Linked DNA regions of Homo sapiens: regions 1, 2, 4 and 5 are each linked to region 3. Evidence: chromatin contacts called from ENCODE Hi-C or POLR2A ChIA-PET data. All regions are on one chromosome and are shown on one strand. The core of a region is the stretch at or near the end of the contact, and the rest is flanking DNA. Distances in the headings are between cores, read along the strand shown. Region 1 overlaps LOC107985695 (a long non-coding RNA gene). Region 2 holds the start of GSPT2 (G1 to S phase transition 2). Region 3 holds the start of CLCN5 (chloride voltage-gated channel 5). Region 4 holds the start of HDAC6 (histone deacetylase 6). Region 5 holds the start of MAGED1 (MAGE family member D1).

The links. A loop is a pair of places that touch in the nucleus more often than their neighbours do. ChIA-PET counts read pairs that join two places held with the same protein, here RNA polymerase II (POLR2A). Pooled maps may share reads with other maps.
Region 1: a loop to region 3 is called in a pooled map, with 24 times the contacts of the local background. The contact joins the enhancer-like site here to the promoter of CLCN5 in region 3. A Hi-C loop is called at or near these places in 2 of 168 maps with a recorded cell type or tissue (IMR-90 and endothelial cell of umbilical vein), 2 of 37 single-sample maps with no recorded cell type and 11 of 50 pooled maps. POLR2A ChIA-PET finds 5 or more read pairs at or near these places in 1 of 52 experiments (endothelial cell of umbilical vein).
Region 2: a pooled map shows a loop between it and region 3 (18-fold over the local background). The contact joins the promoter of GSPT2 here to the promoter of CLCN5 in region 3. A Hi-C loop is called at or near these places in 5 of 50 pooled maps.
Region 4: a loop to region 3 is called in a map of ascending aorta, with 7 times the contacts of the local background. The contact joins the promoter of HDAC6 here to the promoter of CLCN5 in region 3. A Hi-C loop is called at or near these places in 2 of 168 maps with a recorded cell type or tissue (ascending aorta and naive thymus-derived CD4-positive, alpha-beta T cell) and 11 of 50 pooled maps.
Region 5: a pooled map shows a loop between it and region 3 (14-fold over the local background). The contact joins the promoter of MAGED1 here to the promoter of CLCN5 in region 3. A Hi-C loop is called at or near these places in 9 of 50 pooled maps.

The regions. Positions count from the first base shown.
Region 1 is chrX:48,630,562-48,633,305 of GRCh38, forward strand. The region is part of intron 1 of LOC107985695 (a long non-coding RNA gene); the gene reads left to right. Among named protein-coding and RNA genes, the nearest start is that of WDR13, 34 kb to the left of the region's middle. RefSeq lists an enhancer at 1,267-1,336. Within about 2 kb of position 1,295, at least 2 of the 41 ENCODE cell types and tissues checked have a DNase peak (open chromatin) inside an H3K27ac peak, as active enhancers do.
Region 2 is chrX:51,742,186-51,744,937 of GRCh38, forward strand. GSPT2 (G1 to S phase transition 2) reads left to right here and starts at 1,257. Exons shown (of 1, transcript NM_018094.5): 1 at 1,257-2,752. The coding sequence starts at 1,442.
Region 3 is chrX:49,921,182-49,923,881 of GRCh38, forward strand. CLCN5 (chloride voltage-gated channel 5) reads left to right here and starts at 1,415. Exons shown (of 15, transcript NM_001127898.4): 1 at 1,415-1,611; 2 at 2,226-2,301. RefSeq lists a silencer at 1,677-1,726.
Region 4 is chrX:48,800,663-48,803,362 of GRCh38, forward strand. It overlaps HDAC6 (histone deacetylase 6), which reads left to right and starts at 1,405. Exons shown (of 29, transcript NM_006044.4): 1 at 1,405-1,480; 2 at 2,001-2,123; 3 at 2,209-2,337; 4 at 2,466-2,554. The coding sequence starts at 2,031. RefSeq lists cis regulatory regions at 1-256, 1-5 and enhancers at 1-595, 717-986, 833-1,346, 1,977-2,056.
Region 5 is chrX:51,892,173-51,894,872 of GRCh38, forward strand. It overlaps MAGED1 (MAGE family member D1), which reads left to right and starts at 1,451. Exons shown (of 13, transcript NM_006986.4): 1 at 1,451-1,583; 2 at 2,097-2,177. The coding sequence starts at 2,133. RefSeq lists enhancers at 746-865, 1,506-1,595, 1,908-1,957, 2,178-2,227.

The DNA.
Region 1 (2,744 bases), core at 45-2,544, 1.3 Mb before region 3:
GTCAGGAGATCGAGACCATCCTGGCTAACACGGTGAAACCCCCATCTCTACTAAAAATACAAAAAATTAGCCGGGCGTGGTGGCGGGCACCTGTAGTCCCAGCTACTCGGGAGGCTGAGGCAGGAGAATGGCGTGAACCCAGGAGGCGGAGCTTGCAGTGAGCCGAGATCGCACCACTGCACTCCAGCCTGGGCGACAGAGTGAGACTGCCTCAAAAAAAAAAAAAAAAAAAAAAGAGTACATTTTGGGCCGGTTGCAGTGGCTCACATCTACAATCCCAGTACTTTGGGAGGCCGAGGCAGGCGGATCACCTGAAGTCAGAAGTTGGAGACCAGCCTGGGCAACACGGCAAAACCCCGTCTCTACTAAAAAAACATAAAAACTAGCCAGGCATGTTGGCGGGCGTCTGTAATCCCAGCTACTCGGGAGGCTAAGGCAGGAAAATTCCTTGAACCTGGGAGGTGGAGGTTGCAGTGAGCCCGGATCACGCCACTGCACTCCAGCCTGGGAGACAGAGGGAGACTCCATCTCAAAAAAAAATTAAAATTAAATTAAAATAAAAAAAGAACATTTTGGCCTACAATTCCTGACAAAGATGGAATGTGGGCAAATGCATGATGACCTGGATTATTTCTGGGAGAATTGTAAAGAGTTTCTGTAGTCAGCAGAAATGCTTTGAATACTTTCCATATATTAGTTCATTAATCCCCCATGAAGTACAAGTAGGGGAAACTGAGGCACAGGGAAGTTGACTAATTTGCCCAGGGTCACAAAGTGAGTAAGTGGCAGAACCGCTATTTGAACCTAGCTGCGCTCATAGTGCTTTAATCTTCAATCAGCGAGGATCGTCAAGTTGGCTGCTGGATCTTTCTGGATCTTTTTTTCATTACCTCGCCTTTCATGTTGTTTGTCCACATAGCTTGAGGCTTTATCACAGATTGCTCTTGGGGGCAGTGTTACTCCAGAAATGCCGGAATGCTCCGCTATTCCTCACTCCACCCCTAAATATACAGCATCTCCTCCCGCCCTTAAGCTCTGAAAAAAATGCTGCGGAGCCAGAAAGGCTGCAGAAAGCCGGGTGTGACCACTGGCTCTGTAGCCAACCTGTTCCCTGCTGCTGCTGCTGCTGCTGCTGCTGCTGCTGCTGCAGTCGTTTGGTTTCCTCTTTGAATCTGAGATGATTCTGAGGTCTACACTGCAAACTCTTGGCATATATCATTTCTAGAATTCCATTCCTACTCGACCTAGGCTGTGAGTCTGCACTAGTTCGCGGCACGTTAGATCGCGCCCATTTCCCTTATTGGCAAGTTGTCAGGTTGAGGAAGCTCCAGGCCTGGAGGAGGGCATCTCCAGCCACCAGCCATGAAGCCCAGGGCCTCAGGCACCTTCTGGCCTCCGGGTGGCCTCCTCTATTCGCTGACCCAGACACTAGTCCAGTGGTTCCCAAAGTGGGGTTCCCTGGCAGGCAGCAGCTGCCTCGCTGGGAATCTATTAAAAATGCATACTCCCAGGCCCCACCCATGACCCACTGAATCAGAAGCTGTGGGCCTGGGGCCCAGCAGTTGGTGTTTTCAGAAGCCCTCCAGTGGACTCCAATGGTTCCTAGAGTTTCAAAAGCACACTGGGCTAGGCCAGGTGTGCCAAGAGAGAAGTAGCTTTTTGGCTCAAGTCCTCACAGGAATGGTCAGAGGGTCCCCATCAGTCTATCAGTGTGCACCATACAACGCTCACAGAGGGACACACGTGTGCCCGTGTGCATGCGTCCCTGTATGGACTCCAGTTGGAGGGGGAGGGACAGTTTTGCCTTGTGGTTTTGTCACTCGCCATTGGAAAATAGCCCTTTCCCCTACTACTAAATAGCTTCCCATTGTTTTCTAGTCCCTTTACTTCCATTTCAGAGAGTGTTTTCTCTTCTGTGTTTTTTTGTTTGTTTGTTTTTTGAGACGGAGTCTCACTCTCTCACCCAGGCTGGAGTGCAGTGGCGCGATCCTGGCCCATTGCAACCTCCGCCTCCGGGATTCAAGCAATTCTCCTGCCTCAGCCTGCTAAGTAGCTGGGATTACAAGTGCCTGCTACCACACTCACCTAATTTTGTATTTTTAATAGAGATAGGGGTTTTGCCATGTTGGCCAGGTTGGTCTCGAACTCCTGACCTCAGATGATCCACCTGCCTCGACCTCCCAAGTGCTGGGATTACAGGCATGAGCCACCATGCTGGGTCCCTCTTCTCTTTGGAAAAGTCATCCACGTTGGTTGCAAGTTTTTCAGAAAAGAGGGAACTACATTATAGAAATAAATGGCAAACAGACACCCAACACCCAAGGAATAATTTCTCATCTCTGTCCTTTCAATGTGTATATTTCTAAATGTCCGTGTTTATATTTACATAAATTAAAAAAAACGGTTTACTTGTACGTGTCATTTTGTTTTTATCTTAAATTTTTGTGTTTTTAATTTTGGTGATATATCATTTTGGTTGTACTTTTTCACTTCTGTACATACTGTTACATAACATGCAGTTTTCCAGTAACACTAACTTGTGAATGCATATTTTACAATTTTATTTATATTTATTTATTTATTTACTTTTGAGACAGTCTCACTCTGTCTCCCAGGCTGGAGTGCAGTGGCTTGATCTCGGCTCCCTGCAACCTCCACCTCCCAGGTTCAAGCAATTCTCCTGCCTTAGCTTCCCGGGTAGCTGGGATTACAGACCCGCCACCGCGCCTGGCTAATTTTTGTTT
Region 2 (2,752 bases), core at 7-2,506, 1.8 Mb after region 3:
AAAATAAAAAAATAAATCCATCTATGTGACACCATCTTGTACTAAGCAGATTGTTTGGACTGAATAGTCTTTCTAGGTATGTCACAAAACCTGAATTCATAAAAGCAAAAGGTGACAGATTTGAGTACATGAAGACTAAAAACAGATTCAGAGAATAAGTTTGTATTTTCTATGTCAGTTTGCACTAAATTAATTTACAAACAAGGTCGCTGAGGCTTTGACTCAACTGTTAACACTTTCTGAGAGTGAGATTCTTTTGATTAGGGTCTTAAGGTCTTTGTTCATCTCAGAAGTCTTAATTGGTTTAATTAGGCTGACACCTACAGCCCTGTCTCATTACCATAAACTGTAGAGGGGTTCAACATGACACTGATTGTTTCTTAGAGCAAAGCCAGTGCAGTGAGTAGGATTCCAGGCCCCCCGGAATGAAGCAGGAAAACCCGAGGCCTGTGGATGCAGGATGTACTAGGGAGGTGCTGGGGAGTAGTGCAGATAAACCCAGAATTCAGTTGGTTGGTAAAACAAGAGTGATCTGAGTCCTGTGCTTGTCTACGTGATCCACCATTGAATGGCAGGCCAGCCATTGTGCAGGCATCTGCATATGAAGTGACTGGAAGCTTCACTGGAACAAGGATCTCCTTGGAAATTCTCTCCCCTCAGACAGCCAGGGTGCTTAACATGAAAAGAAGTTGTAACCCTATCCTTAAACTATAGAAGCCATCAGCAGAAGTTACAGGCTTATGGGGGCCCACTGGAAAGGGAAAATCAAAAGGCCTGTGGATTTCAAATTAATGAGTGATCTTAAGTTGCATTTCCTAAGTTCGGCTACAGACTCATATATTTCATGAGTCCCTCCCTACCCATTCCTTGCCTCTCCCTTCAGTTGCTGGGTTTCTGAATTTCTGTATAGTTAACCCTTATCTTGCCTCCCATTTGTTCAATAGAAATGATCACTTTTACTTGAATCTTTTGGTAGAATTGTATACCATGTGTTCCTGTCTAGGTTTAATCATCAGATTGTGGTCAAATTGCTCTGCCAGACTGTGTGAACAAAAAAGTGAATGGAAATTTTCGTTTTAAAAAATAATACTTTTGGACTTAGCCCGTGGCTAAGAAGAAGTAAGGAAGCCAAGCGTACGGATAGCAGCGAGGGGTCAATCCACGCCCGGCGTTGGGTCGGGGGTGGAGGAGTCGGAAGTGGTTGGGGTTTGGGGGAGGAGATCCGCTCACACACAAGAGGAGAGTGTTGAGCCGCCATATCTGCTGCTGCCGCCGCAGTTGCGAATGCAGCATCGGCGCTTAGCTGCCTCCGCGGTGCAGCTAAGGTTCGTGTCGCTACCCCTTGGCCCTTCGCTCTTGCTGCCTTAACCCCGCCGGCGGAGCCCGCTCTTCTGGCCTGTTGAGCCCGCTCCCTCACTGCCACACAGCAAGTTCCGAGACCATGGATTCGGGCAGCAGCAGCAGCGACTCGGCGCCCGATTGCTGGGACCAGGTGGACATGGAATCCCCGGGGTCGGCCCCGAGCGGGGATGGAGTCTCCTCTGCGGTGGCCGAGGCCCAGCGCGAGCCCCTCAGCTCGGCTTTCAGCCGTAAGCTCAACGTCAACGCCAAGCCCTTCGTGCCTAACGTACACGCCGCGGAGTTCGTGCCGTCCTTCCTGCGGGGCCCGACTCAGCCGCCCACCCTCCCGGCCGGCTCCGGCAGCAACGATGAAACCTGCACCGGCGCGGGATACCCTCAAGGTAAAAGGATGGGACGGGGGGCACCTGTGGAACCTTCCCGAGAGGAACCGTTAGTGTCGCTTGAAGGTTCCAATTCAGCCGTTACCATGGAACTTTCAGAACCTGTTGTAGAAAATGGAGAGGTGGAAATGGCCCTAGAAGAATCATGGGAGCACAGTAAAGAAGTAAGTGAAGCCGAGCCTGGGGGTGGTTCCTCGGGAGATTCAGGGCCCCCAGAAGAAAGTGGCCAGGAAATGATGGAGGAAAAAGAGGAAATAAGAAAATCCAAATCTGTGATCGTACCCTCAGGTGCACCTAAGAAAGAACACGTAAATGTAGTATTCATTGGCCATGTAGACGCTGGCAAGTCAACCATCGGAGGACAGATAATGTTTTTGACTGGAATGGTTGACAAAAGAACACTGGAGAAATATGAAAGAGAAGCTAAGGAAAAAAACAGAGAAACCTGGTATTTGTCCTGGGCCTTAGATACAAATCAGGAGGAACGAGACAAGGGTAAAACAGTCGAAGTGGGTCGTGCCTATTTTGAAACAGAAAGGAAACATTTCACAATTTTAGATGCCCCTGGCCACAAGAGTTTTGTCCCAAATATGATTGGTGGTGCTTCTCAAGCTGATTTGGCTGTGCTGGTCATCTCTGCCAGGAAAGGAGAGTTTGAAACTGGATTTGAAAAAGGTGGACAGACAAGAGAACATGCGATGTTGGCAAAAACGGCAGGGGTAAAACATTTAATAGTGCTTATTAATAAGATGGATGATCCCACAGTAAATTGGAGCATCGAGAGATATGAAGAATGTAAAGAAAAACTGGTGCCCTTTTTGAAAAAAGTAGGCTTCAGTCCAAAAAAGGACATTCACTTTATGCCCTGCTCAGGACTGACCGGAGCAAATATTAAAGAGCAGTCAGATTTCTGCCCTTGGTACACTGGATTACCATTTATTCCGTATTTGGATAACTTGCCAAACTTCAACAGATCAATTGATGGACCAATAAGACTGCCAATTGTGGAT
Region 3 (2,700 bases), core at 165-2,664:
CTTTTCTGCTTGAAATCGTATCAGTAAGAATGAAACATCCCACATGCATCTGGAGGACATAAGTTTCTTTGACACAGAGAAGCAGCCTCAATTTCCAACCCAGGTGCAGAGCTTCAGATAAGGGGTATCTGGACACAACATTCCACATCTATCTTTATTTTGTGGTTCCCAAGGAAACACAACTCTGGGTTCACTTTGCAGTTCAGACCTGATGGTGACCCCAAATGACAGTACTGCTTTGCTTTGAGCTTACCAAAAACACTGCTTTGTTTAAAATTCACCTAAACTCCACTCTTCTCTCCAATCCTATAATGACTCCATGTTTTTCTGTTTGATGAAATGCCTACCGTGTGCAGTCTCTCATATTGCAATGGGTCAAAGCCTGACTATGTCGGATTACAAATTTGTCCCCGGTAGCCTTATGCTGATTGGGCTAGGATAGGGGTTTTTAAATCCCTGACCACTTAGCTTGTCCAAAGTAGGCATTCCAAATTGTTCACTGCAGTAGAGTACCCTGGTTCTAGTTAGATTACTTGGATTATATGGATTCCAGTCTCAGGTCTGCCAAGAACTAATTAGCTGGATCATCTTAAGTGAGTCAGTGCACCCCATTTGGCCTAAGTTTTCTCTTCTGCAAAACGGTGTGCTGTTTCTTTCAAACCTAGGGTAAGGGCTTTGGAGTAAGTTAGACCTAGGTTGGATTCCCAGTTCTACCACGTACTAGTCCTGTGACTTCAGCTTTTCTGAGCCTCTGTTTTGTAATGATTAATATGGAGATAATACAGTACTAACAACTGCAGTATAGTTTTTGCAGCGTTGCTGGAAACATCAAGTTGGCTGTTAAAAGTATCACTACGTTTGATCACTATTCCTATTCCTACTATTATATGAGTTTAGACAAGTTACTTAACCTTTCTGTGCCTGTGTATTTTTATGAGTAAAAATGGAGAAATAACCCTCGGGGTTATTGTGAACACCAAATGAGACGAAAAAAGTAAAGGGGTTAGGAGAGTGCCTGGCACATAAGAAGCAGCTCAAATTATGTGATCTAATGTTATTAGTATTAGATTTCTACTACTAATTACTCTGTGGGCCGAAAGCTCAGGATAGACAGTTTCATTCTAAGGACAAACCTTCTCCCCAGCAAAAAAAGGCACTGCAAGCTGGAAATAGTGAAACACAATGGGGCATTGCGTTTTCAAAGGCAACTGACACGCCCAGCACTGGGATAGGACCCGCCCGCCCAGTCCTCATTAAATATGGCAGCGAGCGGGGCCGACGTACTGCGGCTGCGCAAGTTGAAACTCCTCCTGGCAGCTCCTCCCCGGCGGGCCTCCCCTCATCTCGGCTGGGTAGAGGTGCCGGGTGTGAGCTCGGCGTGGCGCGCACGCGCAGACGCTGGCTGGGCTGAGCCGATACTCGCGAGGCGCCCTGTCACATGAGCCGCGCGCCCGCTTCGCTCCCCCTCCTCCCCGGCTGGGCTGTGTGAATGAAGCTCTGCCGGCTACGTGGGGCGCTCACTCAACTTGGTGTCCTGGACGCCAGAGCCGACCGAGCGCGCTGCCCACCGGCGGCGGACACGGGCTCCGCCGCTCCGGACCTCGGCGACAGGTAAAGGCAAACGGGCTGTCCCTTCCCCAACAGGTCCTTGGCGGGCCGCTGGCCCCCGGCCCACCCCCGGAGCACCCCCTAAGCGCAGCGACACAGGGGAAGCGCAATCCCGCTGGCTTGGACCCCCGGAGATGGGGCTTCCCCGCGCCCGGCGTTGGCAGCCCGGCGCTTAGAGGAGGTAGACAGGCTAGTTCCAGCCAGTGCTGAGCGGCGTCTTCCCGGGAGCCCAGCCCTGTTCTCCGAGTTATGGTCCCTGGGTTGCCCGAGCGAAGTTTCCTTGCGGAGCGGCGCCAAGCCCGCCCCGCTTTTGAATCGGAGTGTTTAGCCGCCTGCGTCCCCTTTCCCGGACTGGGGTAGGGTGACTTAGGCTGGCAAAGCTCAGCCGAGGCCCGGCTCTTCTCCCTCCGGCTCTGGACTTGCCGCTGGTTTTGTATGGGTCTTAGCAAAGTGGAGAAACTCTCGGAAAAGTAGTTGCTGCGCTGTTTTCCTTTTGCCACTTAACGCGCGTAGCTGGTTCTCTCCAGACTTTCGAGCCTTGCTCTTGAGCGCCTTGATCCACACGGGAAAAGCTTTGCCTTTACATTGACGCACGTTTCCTTTGATTAACATTTCAGAGCAAATCAGTTGCCTGGAGTTCCCAGTGAAGTTGTACCTGTGCCCGTGCGATAACGTCAGTGGAAGCTGCCCCGAGTAAGTGAGGGAAATCTAGAAGTTTGGAGCATAAAAAACCAGCACGAATCAACTTTACATAAACTTCATACATTTATTAGCAACTGCTCGGGTTTAACTTCAGGGATGTTAAATTTCGCCTAGTCCCACGGGACGATGATCATTACTTCTTAACTGCACGCGAAATAGGAGAAGAAAAAAGGCAAATCAAAACAGACTGTCCCAGGTCTCAGAGAAGTCATCGGAGCGCTTTTTCCTGCTGAATTCACCCTAGGAGTTTGTGAGTTCCTAGTTTTCTTGGACTTCGCGAACTTTTCCTTGTCCAAAGCACTGTCTTTTCTCTGTTGGTGTTTTGGGACTGGTGTACACATTAACCCTTTTGTCATTAAAGAAGGCCAACACGATTCTCAAGCTAGTATT
Region 4 (2,700 bases), core at 155-2,654, 1.1 Mb before region 3:
GCTACTGGGCGGTGAGACCGTCAATCTGTCAGTCTGATGCAGAACCCCCGGACTGCTTATCTCTCCGGTCCCAGCTTATAGCCCGGTAGGAAATGGTGGAGAATGAGACAGGGAGATTAGGAGGACAAACCGGCCTCCTGCAGAGCTGACATTTAGACATGGAGTGGGAGTTGCGGGGGAGAGGGGGTGCCTAGGGACAGCTCCCCAGACGCACACACACTTTCTATTACTGCTTGGGAGCAGTGGTTACCCGTTGGAGGGGGCAGATAGGGAGAGCTGCTGCCCATGAGAACTCCCATCCTCAAGGCCATTCTGGCCCTGGGCACTATTATTATCACAACTTTCCAGATGAGGAAACGGAGCACAGAACTGTTCAGCAACTTGCCCAAAGTCACATGGTTAAGTCCCGTAACCTCAGTTTCCTTATCTGCAAAGCAGCCTTAATAATGGGAACTACCTCATAGAATTGTGGTTTACAACGATGCCTGTCACATAATACTTGCTATCATTACCATTCCCTGCCCCCACTAAGACTCCTTCCACTCAGAATATTGCGGCAGAATATTAATAGCTAATATTCGGCCAGTGTTTCCTGTGTACCACCATAGTGAATATTAACTCGGAAAATCCTCACATTTAGCATCGTCACCACGCCTATTTTGGCCGCCACCACCAACGTCCAGTGGCAACCTCGCTCTCGGCCCAGCCACAACCAGCCCGCCCGCGCTACGTCATCACGGCGCGTCGCGCGGGAAGTCGCGGGGAAAAGGTAAGATGCCCCTTCCTAATTCCCTCGCTTCCTTGCTTGCTCTCCAGACACCGCCGACCCGAAGGGCTCCTAAGTGACTGGACAGGGACGGAGGGGCGGCGGCTATGGCATCCGGGACGACAGCGACGATAGCCGAGGCAAGAAAAAGCTTGCACCGCAGCCCTGTCGGGAACCGCCGGCGCCTGCCTTTTACGTAGGCGCAGCACAGCTGGCGTAGCACGCCGACGCACCGCCCCGTCGCCTGTGAGCTCGCGGTGTGGCTCAGCCCAGCTGGCGTAGCACGCCGACGCACCGCCCCGCCGCTTGTGAGCTCGCGAGAGGTGTGGCTCGCGCGAGGGGCGCGGCCTTGAGGCACGGTCCCCTCTGGAGGCGGGATCTGGGCGGGCAGTCGAGAGACGAGGCCCAATGGAAAAGAAAAGCCTGAGCGCTCGCGTCCCCACAGGTCGCCAGAAACTTGGTGGAGCGAGCCAAGGGCGGAGTTTGAGAAAGGGGCTGCGTCCAATGAGTGGAGCGGTGAGTACAGCGCGTCGACGGCGGAGGCGGGAAGGGGGCGGAGGCCGACCGAAGGCGGCTAGGGACTGGCTGAAGAGGGTTAGCGAAACGTTAGCGGTCGGGTCTGGGCAGGGGGTGGAGCTGGTTGAAGGAACGGGGCAGTCCCCTGAGGAGCGGGGCTGGTTGAAACGCTAGGGGCGGGATCTGGCGGAGTGGAAGGTACCGGTCCGGCCCGATAAGGGGTGGAGTTAAGTGAATCGTTAAGGGTGGAGTCGAAACCGGGGTCGGGGCCGGGGCCGGCTGAGTGAAAGGGTGGGTGATTATCCCGGGAGATAGGCCGAAAGGGCAGGTTCGTGAAGGAATGGGGTCTGGGCTGGGCTTAGAGGGTCTGGGAATGGGGCTTAGGAGAGTAGAAGGGGCGGTGATTGGTTGGAAAGGGCAGGCCCTAAGACGGACTGTGTGAGCCCGGGGGCTCATTGCTCCGTGAAAGGGCAAGACCAGGGAAAGAGAATCGTGTAAAAGGGGTGGAGTCTAGCGGGCCGGGCGGGGCCGGGTAGAATGGCCACCTGAGTGGAGGGAGAAGGCCTGAGAGAGGCGGAGTTTGGAAGGCTGTGGAGAATCAGATCGCGTAAGGAATGGAATCTAATAGAGGGGGCGGAGCCTGGAAAAGGGCAGAGAGGTGGGGTCCTCAGGGCACACTAGCCCCCTCACATACCCACGCTCCTCCCCCCACCCCCAGAACCGCGGCAGGGGCCAAGCCTCCTCAACTATGACCTCAACCGGCCAGGATTCCACCACAACCAGGCAGCGAAGAAGTAGGCAGAACCCCCAGTCGCCCCCTCAGGACTCCAGTGTCACTTCGGTGAGGCCCTAGACCCGCCCTGATGAGGGGGAGAGGGAGCAAGTTGGTCATGCCCTGGACTCTGACCCTTCTCTCTGATTCACAGAAGCGAAATATTAAAAAGGGAGCCGTTCCCCGCTCTATCCCCAATCTAGCGGAGGTAAAGAAGAAAGGCAAAATGAAGAAGCTCGGCCAAGCAATGGAAGAAGACCTAATCGTGGGACTGCAAGGGATGGTGAGCAGGGCCTGGCTGCAGTTTAGCCTCGTATGACAATCAAAACCCAAAGGTTCCCCACCCTGGACAGTTCCCTCTGACTCAGGGCCTAAAATGGATCTGTGTCTCCTTTTTTTTTTCCTCTGCAGGATCTGAACCTTGAGGCTGAAGCACTGGCTGGCACTGGCTTGGTGTTGGATGAGCAGTTAAATGAATTCCATTGCCTCTGGGATGACAGGTGAGGCTGGGTCCTCCAGGCTGTCTCCAAACCACAAAAATACACACACTTAGAGCCCATTAGCAAGAATAAATCTTTTCTTACCCCAGCCTGGATACTGGAAGCAGATGATTTGGGGAGGTAGGGCTCACACTTGAAAGGGTTCT
Region 5 (2,700 bases), core at 201-2,700, 2.0 Mb after region 3:
TTTAATTTTCTGCCTTTTTGAGTTTCTCCAGTTATCCTGGAAGCATAGCAGCGTGTGTGTCCTTGGGTAGGACCCACTTGCTGTGCATTCCACTTTGCACATTGAGAAACCAGGCCCAGAGAATTGAGTGACCCGTGCGGGCTCACACAGCTCGAGACAGACAGGCTGGGCACTCCATTCCTGGAATTCTGAAGCCCAGCCCAGTTTCTCTCCATAAAACCACAGCTGCCCCAGGCCCCAGCCCTGAAAGGAACCAGGGCTTGCCATGGCTCAGACACACAGGTCTGATTGTCCTGGCTGCTCCAGTGGGCACCAGGAAGGCCTCAGGGACAGTGTGATTGTATCCCTGATAAGGAAGAGGCCTGATGTTCTGAGCACAGAGTGGACCCCAAGGAGCAATTCCCACGCCTGGATGGACCCACACAGGGCAGGGGGAGGGTGGGGGCCTCTGCTTGTGTCCTCCTGAATGCAGAGCATGAGCTTGGGCCTCCTAGAACACAAACTTTGCTTGTTTGGTACAAATGGGGTGCCGTGGTCTGTTGCTCAAATGGAGGAGGGAGGGGTACCCTTAGTCCCCAGGCCAGCATGAGCAGAATGTGGGCTTTGGAGTCAGGAAGACCCAGACCCAAATTTTGCATTTTGTTTCCTGGCTCTGTGGCCTTGTCTAGTTCATGCAATGTATCTGTGCCTCAGCTTCCTGATCTGCAAAATAGGGGTGCTGACATCCACTTCCCAGGGCTGCTGTGACAGGAAGACAAGCCCCAGCACAAATCCTGCTGTGATGTACAAGCTGTGCCCTTCCCTCCTTTCCTCCCCCAACACACACAAAATGAGTCCATCACCGGAGCTGCAGAAAGAAAGGGAAGAAACTAACGTTCTTTCTGCGTCTGGGAGCTTGTGGGGGCGGGCAGGGGGTGAGGGAGAAATCATGGAGTCACGTGGCAGCCACAGACTTACTACTACTACTTTGTTAGCTCCAATAGTGTATCCTCTCAGGCCATTCCGTTTCCTCAGCAGAGGTCTAACACTTGTTGCAATTAGAGACCCCAAACAGAGACCTAAGCATGCTGGACAAGGGGGTGGAGATGCAAGCCGGCCTGACAGGAGGGGCCTTGAATAGGGGAGGGACGGAATAGAGACGCATTGCGGAAAAGGTAGGGGGCCGGTGTGTGGGGCAAGGGGTGGGACCAAGAGGCACAGCGCATCTGTGGGGGAGGGGGCGTAGAGGAAGGGGAGGTGCTGTTGTATAGTGTCGACCTGGTTGGTGGTGGGGTGGTGTGTTGGCAAAGGGGGCGGGACCGCCTTCCAGCGCACATGCGCATCATGGTCTCCAGGACGAAGCTTTTGTTGGGAAAGCAGGCGGGACTGACTTTGGCTCTTCAGTGTTTGCGCATGCGCGTAACGTCCTGAGGCGGTGGGTGGTATATTAGGCGAAGAGGCGGGGTCGCCCAAGCTGCCGCGCTGGCATTTTCTCCTGGACAAGGAGAGAGTGCGGCTGCTGAGAGCCGAGCCCAGCAATCCCGATCCTCTGAGTCGTGAAGAAGGGAGGCAGCGAGGGGGTTGGGGTTGGGGCCTGAGGCAAGGTGAGAATTAGCCCCCAGACTGGGCATCTGCCCCCTGGTGCGGGCCCCCATTTTTTTTTATCCCGATCCCTTCACCCTGGATTCTGAATCCCCTTCCACCCCCCAAACCCCAATTCAATGCCCCTCCCGATCCTTCCTGATTCAAAACCCCTGTCCGATCCCTCCCATCGTTCGAAATCCTCAGATTCCTTGACCTCGATCTGTACTGTTAGATGATTCCTCCTGACTCAAAACCTCCATGCAACTTCCCAAATGCGAATCCCAACCCAACCGCACCCCCGCTCCGAATTCAGAACTCATCTGCTTCCCGATCCCCATTTGAAGCTTCGCCCTGTCAGTAGCTTCTCGGGGTTCAGAACCTCCATCTGGACGCCCATTCACTTTTACCGCTCCGATCCGTTCCTCCTCACATTCACCTTATCCGCCCGCACAGTCAGACCACAGTCACCCCCCTCCCAATTAGGTCCTTCGTATTTGCCCTCTGTAGTATAACGCCCTGCCCCTCTCCCACAGCCCCCAGGCTCCGCTCTTGCCAGAGGGACAGGAGCCATGGCTCAGAAAATGGACTGTGGTGCGGGCCTCCTCGGCTTCCAGGTGAGATCTCCACTCCCCACCCCACCATTTCCCCAGCCGACAGTCACCCCTCCCCGCGGGCCTCTTTGGTCTCCCAAACGCCGGGATCCGGTTTGACCCTATTTAGTGACTAGACTCCGTGGGCTTTTCGAATTCCCATCGTTTATCGAAGGGGGGGAGGGGCGTCTCTTTTCAGCCATCAGTCCCTGCTCAGAGAGAGGGGAGACCCTGTTAGTAGTCAGGGCAATCTGCCCAGAGAATGCGGGGTGGGTAAGGAACCATTTTTTTTTTTTTCCAGAATCCTGACGCTTGTAGAGCAGTCTGTCACCCCCTCCCCCAGCCTCCTGCCTCCACCCTCCCTCTTTCTGCATTCCCCACTCTGTGCGACCCCCCTTATTCTCAACTCCGCGATCCGCCTGCCGTCCTGAGCTGCTACTGCACGCCTCTTGGAGCGTCCCCGGCTCCTGTTCGTGCCCACTTTCCGCATACCGCCCCACCCCTCATTTTGCCCTTGCCCTACTTCACCCCTGCCACATGTTTAGTA